2 separate regions of the Homo sapiens genome follow, and region 2 is linked to region 1. The links are chromatin contacts, found by Hi-C or POLR2A ChIA-PET in ENCODE. All regions are on one chromosome and are shown on one strand. The core of a region is the stretch at or near the end of the contact, and the rest is flanking DNA. Distances in the headings are between cores, read along the strand shown.

Region 1 (7,225 bases), core at 3,414-5,913:
CTGGGCAACAGAGCAAGACTCTGCTTAAAATTAAAAGAAAAAAAAAAAAGGCCAGGCACGGTGGCTCACGCCTGTAATCCCAGCACTTTGGGAGGCCAAGGCAGGTGGATCACAAAGTCAGGAGTTCAAGACCAGCCTGGCCAACATAGTGAAAGCCCGTGTCTACTAAAAATACAAAAAAATTAGCTAGGCATGGTTGGGGGCACCTGTAATCCCAGATACTCTGGAGGCTGAGGCAGGAGAATTGCTTCAACCCAGGAGGCGGAGGTTGCAGTGAGCGGAGATTGTGCCACTGCACTCCAGCCTGGGTGAAAGAGTGAGACTCCGTCTCAAAAAAAAAAAAAGATTAAGGGTTCTCTTATAAAAGGGATGGGGTAAATGTCAGAAGTGTTTAAACCAGGCCAGACACATTGGCTCATGCTTGTCATCGGTTCATGCCTGTAATCCCAGCACTTTGGGAGGTCCAGGCGAATGGATCACCTGAGGTCAAAAGTTAGAGAGCAGCCTGGCCAACATGGCAAAACCCTGTCTCTACTAAAAATACAAACATTAGCCAGTTGTGGTAGCACACGCCTGTAATCCCAGCTACTCCGGAGGCTGAGGCAGGAGAATCGCTGGAACCCAGGAGGCTGAGGTTGCAATGAGCCGAGATCACCCTGCTGCACTCCAGCCTGGGAGACAGAGTAAGACTCCATCTCGAAAAACAAACAAACAAAAGAAACAGGTTGCAGTAAAGGAGCCGGCTAAATCCCACCAAAACCAAGATGGCCACCAGAGTGACTTCTGGTCCTCCTCACTGCTACACTCCCACCAGCCTGACCAACATGGTGAAATACCTTCTCTACAAAAATACAATTAGCCAGGCATGATGGCAGGTGCCTGTAATCCCAGCTACTCAGGAGGCTGATGGGGGAGAATCTCTTGAACCCAGGAGGTGGAGGTTGCAGTGAGCTGAGATCACACCATTGCACTCCAGCCTGGGTGACAGAGTGGGACCTCCATCTCAAAAAAACAGACAAACAGGCCAGGCATGGTGGCTCATGCCTGTAATCCCAGCACTTTGGGAGGCTGAGGCAGGTGGATCACCTGAGGTCAGGAGTTCGAGACCAGCCTGACCAACATGGAGAAACCCCGTCTCTACTAAAAATACAAAAAAAAAAAAAAAAAATTAGCCAGGCTTGGTGATGCATGCCTGTAGTCCCAGCTACTCTGGAGGCTAAGGCAGAAGAATTGCTTGAACCCAGGAAGCAGAGGTTGCAGTGAGCTGAGATTGCACCACTGCACTCCAAACTGGGCGACAAAGCGAGACTCCTCAAAAAAAAAAAAAAAAAAAATTAGCCAGACGTTGTGGCGTGCTCCTGTCGTCCTGGCTACTAGGGAGGCTGAGGCAGAAGAACTGCTTGAACCGGGGAGGCAGAGATTGCAGTCAGCCGAGATCCTGCCACTGCACTCCAGCCTGGGCAACAGAGCAAGAATCCATCTCAAAAACAAACAAACAAACAAAAAAAACTAGACTGTCAGTTAATCTCTTCAGAATTGGGTGGACCTGGTAGGAGAAAGATCTAGTTATGTTCGTACAGATTATTTACAGATGCAAATTTTCCCCCACAAAAGATGGCTTGGCAGGGACTTTATTTATTTTTATTAATTTTTTTTTTAGAGGAAGTCTCTCTCTGTTGCCCAGGCTGGAGTGCAGTGGCGCGATCTCAGCTCACGGCAACCTCCGCTTCCTGGGTTCAAGTGATTCTTCTGCCTCAGCCTCCTGAGTAGCTGGGATTATAGGCACACACCACCACACCTGGCTAATTTTTGTATTTTTAGTAGAGACGGGGTTTCACCATGTTAGGCTGGTCTCGAGCTCCTGACCTCAGGATCTGCCCACCTCGGCCTCCCAAAGTGCTGGGATTACAGGCGTGAGCCACCACACCAAGCCTTATTTATTTATTTTTATTTTTTGAGACAGTCTCATTCTTGCCCAGGCTGGAGTGCAGTGGTGCAATCTTGGCTTATTGCAAGCTCTGCCTCCTGGGTTCACGCCATTCTCCTGCCTCAGCCTCCTGAGTAGCTGGGACTACAGGCGCCTGCCACCACGCCTGGCTAATTTTTTTTTTTTTTTTTTTTTGTATTTTTAGTAGAGACGGGGTTTCACCGTGTTAGCAAGGATGGTCTCGATCTCCTGACCTCGTGATCTGCCCGCCTCGGCCTCCCAAAGTGGTGGGATTACAGGCGTGAGCCACCGCACCTGGCCTATTTATTTATATTTAATTTAATTATTTTTATAGAGACAGAGTCTGTCTTTGTTGCTCAGGCTGGTCTCTAACTCCTGACTTCAAGCAATACTCCTGCCTCTGCCTCCCAGTACTGGGATTACAGGCAAGAGCCACTGTGCCCACCATTTCAAAATATAGCAAAGAAACATATTTTGGGGTAAAATATTTTGATTTCCTTTTTTTTATCTTTTATGTGATGTTATACTAGCATCATGTTGGAATTTTGCTAGTCTCTTTTGTCCTTCCCCCCGCCCCTTTTTTTTTTGAGAGAGTCTCACTCTGTTGCCCAGGCTAAAGTGCAGTGGTTCGATTTCAGCTCACAGCAACCTGGGTCGCCCGGGTTCAAGAGATTCTCCTGCCTCAGTCTCCTGAGTAGCGGGGATTACAGGTGTGCACTACCACGCCCAGCTGATTTTTGTATTTTTAGTAGAGACAGGGTTTCACCATGTTGGCCAGGCTGGTCTCAAACCCCTGATCGGCCTGCCTTGACCTCCCAAAGAGCTAGGATTACAGGCTTGAGCCACCGCACCCCGCCTCGTTTGTCAGTCTTAAAATCTCTTGTTTTATTTTATTCATTTTATTTATTTTATTTTTTTGAGACAGACTCTCACTCTGTCCCTTGGGCTGGAGTGCAGTGGCAGGATCTTGACTCACTGCAACCTCCATCTCCCTGGTTCAAGCAATTCTCCTGCCTCAGCCTCCTGAGTAGCTGGGATTACAGACACACGCCACCACAGCCCGCTAACATTTGTATTTTTAGTAGAGACGGGGTTTTGCTATGTTGGCCAGGCTAGTCTCGAACTCTTTTTGTTGTTGTTGTTTCTGTTTTTCTGAGACGGAGTTTCGCTCTTGTTGCCCAGGCTGGCGTGCGGTAGTGTGATCTCTGTTCACTGCAACCTCCGCCTCCCAGATTCAAGCGATTCTTCTGTCTCAGCCTCCCAAGTAGCTGGGATTACAGACATGCACTACCACACCCAGCTAATTTTTATTTTATTTTTTTGTATTTTTTTGTATTTTTAGTAGAGACGGGGTTTCATCATGTTGGCCAGGCTGGTCTCGAACTCCTGACCTCAGGTGATCCACCTGACTCGGCCTCCCAAAGTGCTGGGATTACAAGCATGAGCCATAGTGCCCAGCCAAGATCTCTGTTTTAATGTTAATGCTGGTCAGTTGTGCCAGAACTCCAAAGGGAAGAGAGTATAATGAGGCATATTCAATGCCTCCCATTCCCCACATTGCCTGAACTACTTTTTCAGGAGTTTGGGGGTCCTCTTGGCCAAATGGGGATCCATTCAGTCAGTTGGGGGGCTTAAAATTTTATATTTTTATTTATTTATTTATTTATTTAGACAGAGTTTCGCTCTTGTTGCCAAGCCTGGAGTTCAATGGCCCAATCTCGGCTCACCACAACCTCTGCCTCTCGGGTTCAAGTGATTCTCTTGTCTCAGCCTCCGGAGTAGCTGGGACTACAGGCGCACGCCACCACACCAGGCTAATTTTTGTATTTTTAGTAAAGACGGGGTTTCACCATGTTGGCCAGGATGGTCTCGATCTCCTGACCTCGTGATCCACCCGCCTCGGCCTGGGATGACAGGCGTGAGCCACCGTGCCCGGTCTAAAATTTTATTTTCTACAGTTCTAACACCCAGAAGTGAGATTGCTGGATTTTTGATTTCTGAATTAAGCACAGAGTTTCCTGACCTGTGTCCCAAGAATTGCCTTTACAGTCCCACTGATTTGTTGATCTAGTTCTTAGAAATCTTAATTAAGACCCGGTGCGATGGCTCATGCCTACAATCCCAGTACTTTGGGATGCCAAGGAGGGTGGATCACCTGAGGTCAGGGGTTCGAGACCAGCCTGCCCAACATGGTGAAACCCCTGTCTCTACTAAAAATACAAATATTAGCTGGGTGTGGTGGCGGGCACCTGTAATCCCAGCTACTTGGGAGGCTGAGGCTGGAAGGCTGAGGCTGGAGAATCGCTTGAACCCAGGAGGCGGAGGTTGCAGTGACCGGAGACCACGAATTACACTCCAGCTTGGGTGACGAGTGAAACTCCGTCTCAAAAAAAAAAAAAAGAAATATTCATTAAATTAGATCTTTCTCTGCCTTTTCATTTGGTATAAATCTGGCTTAATGAAGCAGACACTGCCTACATGCATTTAATGACTCTAAGAAAGCAGCAACTCCCAAAGGACACAAATTAAGGATGAAAGTTTCTAACTGCTCTTGGCCAACTGTATGATGGAGAGTTGTGTCAGGAAGTGAAGAAATTTCCTCTTTTGTTATTTAAAAGGGAGACTAAGAGACTGTGGTTAGCAATTCATAATAGCCTGTGTCTCCAGCCCATGAGAGTCACTTGGGGCCGGCGCGGTGGCTCATGCCTGTAATAGCAGCACTTTTGGAGGCTGAGGCGGGCGGATCACTTGAGGTCAGGAGCTTGAGACCAGCCTGGCCAATATGGTGAATCCTTGTCTCTACTAAAAAAACAAAAATTAGCCGAGCCTGGTGTCAGGCACCTGTAATCTCAGCTACTCTGAAGGCTGAGGCAAGAGAATCGCTTGAAGCCGGGAGGCAGAGGTTGCAGCAAGCCGAGATCGCGTCATTGCACACCCGCCTGGGCGACAAAGCAAAACTCCCTCTCAAAAAAAAAAAAAAAAACAAAAGGCGGGGGGCAGTGGCTCACGCCTGTAATCCCAGCACTTTGGGAGGCCGAGGCAGGCGGATCACGAGGTCAGGAGATCCAGACCATCCTGGCTAACACAGTGAAACCCCGTCTCTACTAAAAATACAAAAAATTAGCCGGGCGTGGTGGCAGGTGCCTGTAGTCCCAGCTACTCAGGAGGCTGAGGCAGGAGAATGGCGTGAACCCGGGAGGCGGAGCTTGCAGTGAGCCAAGATGGCGCCACTGCACTCCAGCCTGGGCAATACAGCGAGACTCCATCTCAAAAAAAAAAAAAAAAAAAAGAATAATTTTTGACCTTGATTTACCAAGCGTGGTGGTGCGCCCCTGTAATCCCAGCTACTCCGGAGGCTGAGGCAGGAGAATCACTTGAACCCGGGAGGCGGAGGTTGCAGTGAGCCGAGATCGGCCATTGAACTCCAGCCTGGGCAACAAGAGCGAAACTCCTTTTCAAAAAAAAAATTAGCCAGGTGTGATGGCGCCCGCCTGTAGTCCCACCTACTTGGGAGGCTGGGGCGGGAGGATCACTCAAGCCCAGAGGTCAAGGCTATGGTGAGCAGAAATCGTGCCACTGCACTCCAGCCCAGGTGACAGAGTGAAACCCTGTCTCAAAAAGATAAAATAAATAAGGCCGGGTGCCGTGGCTCACCTCTGTAATCCCAGCACTTTGGGAGGCCGAGGCAGGTGGATCACCTTAGGCCAGGAGTTCGAGACCAACTTGGCCAAGATGATGAAACCCTGTCTCTACTAAAAATACAAAAATTAGCCAGGTGTGGCGGTGCGCACCTGTACTCACAGCTACTTGGGAGGTTCAGGCAGGAGAATCGCTTGAACCCATGAGGTGGAGGTTGCAGTGAGCCAAGATGGCACCACTGCACTCCATCCTGGGTGACAGAGTGAGACCCTGTCTCAAAAAATAAATAACAAAGAAACAGAAGACAGCCTTTTTAAGAAAAAGGAATGGCTGGTCAACTATGTCAAAAACTTCTGTCAGAGGCCTTTGAAACAGAGCAACTCCATCTTGAATAGGAGCAGGGTAAAATGAGGCTTAGACCTCCTGGGCTGCATTGCCAGGATGTCAGGCATTCTATGTCACAGGATGAAATAGGAGGTTGGCCCAAGGTACAGGTCACAAAGACTTTGCTGATAAAACCAGCATGTGGTAAAGAAGCTGGCCAAAAACCACCAAAACGAAGATGGTGATGAAAAATGACCCCCTCGTCATCCTCACTGTTCATTATATATGCTTATAATTCATTAGCATGCCAAAAGACACACCCACCAGCACCATGAAGGTTTACAGATGTCATGGCAAAGTCAGGAAGTTACCCAATAAGTCTAAAAAGGGGAGGAGCCTTCAGTTCAGGGAATTGCCATGCCTTTCCCAGAAAGCTCATAAATAATCCACCCCTTATTTAGCATATAATCAATAAATAATCATAAAAGTAGTCAACCAGTAGCCCTCGGGGCTGCTCTGGCTATGAAGTAGCCATTCTTTTATTTCTTTATTTCCTAATAAACTTGCTTTCACTTTACCATATGGATGTGTCCAAATTCTTTCTTGCTTGAGGCTCAAGAACCCTCTCCTGGGGTCTGAATAGGGATCCCTCTGTGGTAACACTTCAAAGAGACCAAGAACAGGTTGGGTGCAGTGGCTCATGCCTGTAATCCCAGCACTTTGGGACACCAAGGCGGGTGGATCACTTGAGGTCAGGAGTTCGAGACCAGCCTGGCCAACATGGTGAAACCTCGTCTCTACTAAAAATACAACAATTAGCTCAGCATGGTGGCACACACCTGTAATCCCATCTACACAGGAGGCTGAGACAGAAGAATCACTTGAACCCAGAACCCAGGAGGCGGAGGATGCAGTGAACCACTGTATTCCAGCCTGGGTAACAACAGCTAAACTCTGTCTCAAAAAAAAAAAAAAAAGAACAGAGACTGAAAAAAACGGCCTTTTTTTTTTTTTTTTTTTTGACACAGTGTCTCTGTCACCCAAGCTGGAGTACATGGCATGATCTCAGCTCATTTCCACCTTGACCTCCTGGGCTCAAGTGATCCACCCACCTCAGCCTCCTAAGTAGCTAGGACTGCACCACACACGGCTAACTGTTTTTGTTTTTGTTTTTTTTGTGAAACGGAGTCTCACTCTGTTGCCCAGGCTGGAGTGCAGTGGTGCGATCTCAGCTCACTGCAACCTCCACCTCCTGGTTTCAAGCTATTCTCCTGCCTCAGCCTCCCAAGTAGTTGGGATTACAGATGAGAGTCA
Region 2 (7,225 bases), core at 3,093-5,592, 51 kb before region 1:
TCGAGCCTGGGAGGCAGAGGGTGCAGTGAGCCGAGATTGCACCACTGCATTCCAGCCTGGGCGACTGAGCGGGACTCTACCTCAAAAGAAAGAAAGAGAGAGAAAGAGAGAGAGAGAGAGAGAAAGAAAAAGAAAGAGAAAGAAAGAAAGAGAGAGAGAGAGAGAAAGAACTCCAAGAACAGTTTTTATATTTTATTTTCACATTGGAAATCAGTCAGATTTGTTTCAGCCTCAAAGAGCATGCTTATGTAAAATTAAATGACTGCTGGCAGCGAGCTGCACTTTTTCCTTCCAAACAGGAAAAGCGTTAAAAAAAAAAAAAAAAAAAAAAAGAGGCTAGGCGTGGTGGCTCACGCCTGTAATCCCAGCACTTTGGGAGGCTGAGGCGGGTGGATCACAAGGTCAGGAGATCGAGACCATCCTGGCTAACATGGTGAAACCCCATCTCTACTAAAAAAATACAAAAAAAATTAGCCGGGCGTGGTGGCGGACACCTGTAGTCCCAGCCACTCAGGAGACTGAGGCAGGAGAATAGCGTGAACCCAGGAGACGGAGCTTGCAGTAAGCCAAGATCGCGTCACTGCACTCCAGCCTGGGCGACTGAAAAAGACTCCGTCTCAAAAAAAAGAAAAGAAAAGAAAAAGAAAATAGGGATGATGTTGGCAACTACCGCATAGAGTTCTCATGAGGGATAAATTCATAAAATGGTACCTGACATCATGGCAAAAGCTATATACAGGAATACCTCATTTTATTGTGCTTCACTTTATTATGCTCCAAAGATATTGCATTTTTTACACATTGAAGCTTTGTGGCAACCCTACATACAGTGAGTCTATTAGTGCAATTTTTCCAACAGCATGTGTTTGCTTCATGTCTCTATGTCACATTTTGGTAATCCTTGCAATATTTCAAACTTTTTCATTATTATTGTATCTGTTACGGTGATCCGTGATCAGTGATCTTTGAGGTACTATTGTAATTGTTTGGGGGTGCAACGAACTGTGCCTATATAAGAAGACAAACTTAATCAATAAATGTTGTGTGTGTTCTGACTGTTCTGCCAATATGCTGTTCTCCTCTCTCTCTCCCTCTCCTCAGGCCTCCCTATTCCCTAAGACACAACAATATTGAAACTAAGCCAATTAACAACCCTACAATGACCTCTAAGTATTCAAGTGACAAAAAGAGCCCCACATCTCTCACTTTAAATCAAAACGTAGAAATGATTAAGCTTAGTGAGAAAGGAATGTTGAAAGCTGAGACAGACCAAAACCTAGGCCCCTTGCACCAAGCAATTAGCCAAGTTGTAAATACGAAGGAAAAGTTCTGTTTTTTTGAGACAGGTCTCAGTCTGTTGCCCAGGTTGGAGTGCAGTGCCCTAATCTTGGCTCACTGCACCCTCCGCCTCCTGGGCTCAGGTGATCCTCCCACCCCAGCCTCCCAAGTAGCTGGCACCACAGGCCTGCGCCACCACACCTGGCTAATTTTTGTAGTTTTTGTAGAGATGAGGTCTCGCTATGTTGCCCAGGCTGGTCTCAAACTCCTGGACTCAGGCAATCCTCCCACCTTGGCCTCCCAAAGTGCTGGCATTACAGGCGTGAGCCACTGCACTCGGCCTTAAATTTGAGACAGAGTGTTACTCTGTCACCCAGGCTGGAGTGTAATGGCACGATACTGGCTCACTGCAACCTCTGCCTGTCTGACTCAAGTGATCCTCCCACCTCAGCCTCCTGAGCAGCTGAGGCCACAGATGCATGCCACCACACCCTGTTAATTTTTCTGGGCTTTTTTGTTTGTTTGGTTTGGTTTGGTAGAGACAGGGTTTTGCCATGTTGCCCAAACTGGTCTTGAACTCCCTGACTCAAGCGATCTGCCCACCTTGGCCTCCCAAAGAGCTGGGATTACAGGTGTAAGCTATCAGGCCTGGCCTGGAAAAGTTCCTTCCCGGAAAAGTTCCTGAAGAAAATTACAAGTGCTACTTCAGGGAACACACAAATGATAGGAAGGTGAAACAGCCTTATTGCTGATATGGAGAAACTTTTAGTGTGCTGAATAGAAGATCAAACCAGCCATAACTTCCCTTAAGCCAAAGCCTCACCCATAGCAAGGTTACTCTCTTTAATTATATGAAAGCTGAGACAGGTGAGAAAGCTGCAGAAGTTTGAAGCCAGCAGAAGTTGGTTCATGAGGTTTAAGGAGAGAAGCCATCTCCATAAGATAAAAGTGCTAGACAAGGCTAGAGGTAGTGGCTCACACAAGTAATCCCAGCACTTTAGGAGGCCAAAGCAGGTGGATCACTTGAGGCCAGGAGTTTGAGACCAGCCTGGCCAACATAGTGAAACCCTGTCTCTACTAAAAATACAAAAGTTAGCTGGGTGTGGCAGTGCACACCTGTAATCCTAGCTATTTGGGAGGCTGAGGCATGAGAATTGCTTGAGCCTGGGTGACCAAGGTTGCAGTGAGCCATGATTGTGCCACTGCATTCCAACCTGGGCGACACAGCGAGACTCTGTCTCAAAAAAATAAGTAAAATAAAATAAAACTATGTTTTTCATGTGACATGTTATTCATGTGACTGCCCACTCTAGCCCACAATTGCCATAAGGTATCATTACACAGTAAGAGTGATTGGCAGATCTCCACATCAATAGCAGATGGGTTCCCTTCATACTTGTAAAGCTCTCCATGATTCTGCAAGCTTCCTATAATTCATATTTTCTTATACCTGGGTGTTCTATTTGAGAGACTAAATATATGAACAGCAGCCAGACCATATATAAAAACAGAACTCTGACCCACAATCTACAGCAACCTGCTGGGGAAACCAACCCCCTTATCTATAATAAACAGCACAGGAAGCAAGCTTGCTACAAGTCAGACTTGTATAAAGTCAAACTGCTATCTCTAATGATGATCCTGGAGGCCAAACAACAACCCCTGTAGCAATGGGCCCAAATGCCTTAACTAGTATCCTACAGCTTCCTTAACAGCTTCCAACATAGGTCCAACCAAAGAAAGCCAAACACCCACCCCTAAACCAATCACATACCGCATCCTACTACTAGTTAGCCCAGGTACAGCTTCTCCATGCCAACAGCCTCCAATCAAAGAATACCTTGACGGCTTCCCTTTTTTATAAAGCTTTCCTACTCCTCTGCCTGCCTTTGAGTCCTGTCAAATGCAAGTGATGATGGCTGACTCCCTTGCTATAGTAAGCTCTGAATAAATAGCCTATGCTTTTCTCATTTGGTTATTTATTTCCACATATTGGATCTAGTAATTCATGAAATTCCATGAAGAACTAATTTCCAAAACTTTTTTTTTTTTAGACACGGTCTTTCTCTGTTGCCCAGACTGGAGTGCAGTGGCACTATCATGGCTCACAACAGCCTGGACCTCCCAAGCTCGAGAGATTGATTGCCCCCTCCCCCCACTCCCCGCCCCCAACCCTTCAGCCTCTAGGGTAGCTGGGACTACAGGCGCACGCAACTACATCTGGCTAGTTGTGTGTGGGTGCGTGTGTGTAGACAGAGATCTCACAATGTTGCCCCAACCGGTCTCGAACTCCTGGCCTCAAGCGATCCTCCTGCCTTGGCCTCCCAAAGTGCTGACGTTACAAGCATGAGCCACCGCACCTGCCTACAAACGTTTTTAAAAGATACTGGTGTCGGCCAGGCGTGGTGGCTCACACCTGTAATCCCAGCACTTTGGGAGGCTGAGGCGGGCGGATCACGAGGTCGGGAGATCGAGACCATCCTGGCTAACACGATGAAACCCCGTCTCTACTAAAAATAAAAAAATAAAAAAATAAAAAAAAATTAGCCGGGCGTGGTGGCTGGCGCCTGTAGTCCCAGCTACTAGGGAGGCTGAGGCAGGAGAATGGCGTGAACCCGGGAGGCGGAGCTTGCAGTGAGCCGAGATCGCGCCACTGCACTCCAGCCTGGGCAACAGAGCGAGACTCTGTCTCAAAAAAAAAAAAAAAAAGATACTGGTGTTATTTCTAAAACATCCAAAAAGTTCACGTGGAGCATCCTTTTTACTTCATCTTAATAACCTAAATCAATATGCTATAGGTCTCACATTTCCGGAGAAGATCCTCTTCCTGGAATGGACGCGGCCTTCTGCCCACAAGAGCGGTGGCCCTAGTGCCCGAACGCGTGGGCAGATCGCAAACTGCTGCGTCTCCCGCAGCCCCCGCGCGCACCAAGTGGGAACTACAATTCCCGGCGGCCCCGGCGGACTGCGGGCCGCCGGGTCAGACAGCCGACCTCGGCCATAAGCGCCTGCGCAGTCGCGGGGCCGCCGGCCGTGCTGTTCCCGCCAATTCCTGTGGTAATCCTTACCGTGGCGAGTTCCGCGCTCAATGGAGACGTTTGACCCCACCGAGCTGCCCGAGCTGCTTAAACTTTATTACCGGAGGCTCTTTCCCTACTCTCAGTACTATCGCTGGCTCAACTACGGTGGAGGTGATGGAGGCGAGGAATGGGTTCGGGAGCGGAGTGTGAGGAGGTTGGAGGCGGGGTGTCCTTAGAATGACAATATGAAGCGCCTTCTGTGCACCAGGCTTTGTGCCGCGCGCCTTCATTTGCTCTCTCGAGCCCGCCCCACCACTTCATAGGTGTAAATGGGCCGAGAGAGGATATAATAAGCCAGCCTGCGGCCACGCTGTAAAAAAAAAAAAAAAAAAAAAAAAAACAGAGCCGCCGCTCCTACCTCTGCGTGGTCAGGCTCACATTAGGTGCCCCGTTTACCTGCAGCGGTGCCCAGGGGGTTACTGGGGCGTAGCGTGAAGCTGCTGAGGCATGGTTTGCATCAGGAGCGGAAGAGCCTCTCTCAGAGGAAGAGAAATACTTTCTTCCTTGCAGCTGAATTTATTAGTGCGAATCGAGGAGAGAGGGGTGGCATTACATATTTAAAATATTTATGCATCTGTTTCATCTTTTGTACCGTTCCCTAGCAAATACGGAATGGTAACTGCTTTCAAATTAGGGACTAGGTCATGTGGATTTTGTTTTGTTTTTCTTTTACATCTACCACGGTGTTGAGCATAGGGGGCTCATTAAAAACATCTTCTCGGGCCGAGTGCCGTGGCTTACGCCTATAATCCCAGCACTTTGGAAAGCCGAGGAGGACGGATTACCTGAGGTCAGGAATTCGAGACCAGCCTGGCCAACATGGTGAAACCCCGTTTCTACAAAAAATACAAAAATTATCTGGGCATGGTGGGTCGCATGCCTGTAGTCCCAGCTACAGCCTCGGGAGGCTGAGGTGGTAGGATCCCTTGAACCCGGGAGGCGGAGGTTGCAGTGAGCCTTTATCGAGCCACTGCACTCCAGTCTGGGCGACAGAGCAGGAAGCAAGCAAGATTCCCTCACCGAAAAAAAAAACTTCTCATTGGCTAAAATTATAATGCCCTGAGCCAAATAAAGTAGCAAATTAACTTTAAAATGTACATTTATTTTGCAGTGATAAAGAATTACTTTCAACACCGTGAATTTTCATTCACATTGAAAGATGATATTTACATTCGCTACCAATCCTTCAACAACCAGAGTGATCTGGAAAAGGAGATGCAGAAAATGAATCCATACAAGATTGATATAGGCGCAGTATATTCTCACAGAGTAAGAAATCTTTTTTTAATATATTTTGTTGTTTTATTTTGTAAACCAAGAATGGGTTGATTCCTCTTGCGTTTTGAGATTAAATTTTTAGAGTTTATTCTAGATGAAAAGCCACTTTTTAATTGTTTGGCAAGTGATTAATCCTTTTTTGTTCTTTGACGTTCTGCATTACTGATGAAATCATTTGGGAGTGAATTGGTTGCATTTTTACTAGGACAAAAAAAATTGAGTATCTAGCTACTAGGAAGAGGAAGTCGACATGATTTAGGAAAGGGAAATAATTAGCCGGGCGTGGTGGTACGCGCCTGTAATCCCAGCTACTGAGGAGGCTGAGGCAGGAGAATCGCTTGAACCCGGGAGGTGGAGGTTGCAGTGAGCCAAGATCGCGCCATTGCACTCCAGTCTGGGCGACAGAGCGAGACTTGGCCTCAAAAAAAAAAAAAAAGAGGGAAATAAAAGAGAATTACATTCTCTTCCACCATGGAAGTTATTCTTTTTTTCTTTTAATTGTTTATTTTTATTGAGGTCAAATATACATATAAAACTTATTATCTTTACCACGTTTAAGTGTACAGTTCAGTCATAATAAACATTTATATTCTTTTTCCTTCATACCCCTGGAGTTATTCTTGATTCCTCTCTTTCTCACATTCCCATACCCATTCTATTAGGAAATCCCTTTGGCTCTACCATAAGTGTATCTAAAATCCAGCCACTACTACCAGTGCTACCAACATTATCATCTCATCTGAATTACTGTAAAAACCTCCTAACAGTTTGCCTTTGTAGAATCTAGAGTCCATTGTCAATACAGAAGCTAGAGTAATCCTTTTAAAACAACTCAGAATCTGTGATTCCTCTGCTGAAAACATTCTCTGGTGGCTGCTCATTTCACTGACTAAAAGTCCTTCTCTCCCCCTCATTCATTCCTGCCACACTGACCCTTGCTCAAGCTGTTTCCACTGCCTAAAACCCATTTCTATACTTGGTTCATCCCCTCACCTCCTTCAAATCTTTGCTCAAATAGCACCTTCTCAGTGAGGTCTACTAAAACCTGCCACTCCTCCCACCCCCTGCCACTGGTATATTCTAAGTACCCTAGAAGAGTGCCTGGCAAGAGACAGTACACTATAAATATTTGTTGAGTGAATGAACAAACCAAAATTGCCCTTCTTCCCCTTCTCAAATATATACACTGGTGGGTGGAGGGAATACATACATAGCATAATAGCTTTTATGTGGAGTTTTTCATGTTATATAACTTGTTACTTGTATCAATCCTCATTCTTTTTACAAAGGAGGAAACAGGCCCAGAGAACTTGAATAGTTTGCACAAGCTCACACACAATTTCTAAATGATAGAGCTGGCACTTAAACCCAGGGTTTCTGACTCTAAATCCCAGACCCGTCTCTCATCATCAAAGTAAGGGGAGAAGAGGTAATAAAAGGCAGGCAGAAAAAAATACTTTGGAGTTGTTTTACTTCCCCTTTATAGGTTGAGAATAAAACTGAAAATGAACTTCTAAGAAGGGTTAGGGTGCCACTCTCTACTTCCTTCTCCTTAATTTCTAAAGGGAGAAAACGTCTCATTTTTTTCT

Evidence for each region. A loop is a pair of places that touch in the nucleus more often than their neighbours do. ChIA-PET counts read pairs that join two places held with the same protein, here RNA polymerase II (POLR2A). Pooled maps may share reads with other maps.
Region 2: a loop to region 1 is called in a pooled map, with 3 times the contacts of the local background. The contact joins the promoter of PRIM1 here to the enhancer-like site in region 1. A Hi-C loop is called at or near these places in 1 of 37 single-sample maps with no recorded cell type and 3 of 50 pooled maps. POLR2A ChIA-PET finds 5 or more read pairs at or near these places in 18 of 52 experiments (CD4-positive, alpha-beta T cell, GM12878, H1 and 13 more).

Annotation. Positions count from the first base shown.
Region 1 is chr12:56,698,274-56,705,498 of GRCh38, reverse strand. No RefSeq gene overlaps it. Among named protein-coding and RNA genes, the nearest start is that of PTGES3, 14 kb to the right of the region's middle. RefSeq lists silencers at 4,582-4,641, 4,590-4,744. Within about 2 kb of position 4,663, at least 6 of the 41 ENCODE cell types and tissues checked have a DNase peak (open chromatin) inside an H3K27ac peak, as active enhancers do; they include OCI-LY7, where a contact is called at or near this core.
Region 2 is chr12:56,749,440-56,756,664 of GRCh38, reverse strand. PRIM1 (DNA primase subunit 1) reads left to right here and starts at 4,342. Exons shown (of 13, transcript NM_000946.3): 1 at 4,342-4,469; 2 at 5,470-5,627. The coding sequence starts at 4,367. RefSeq lists a silencer at 4,406-4,700.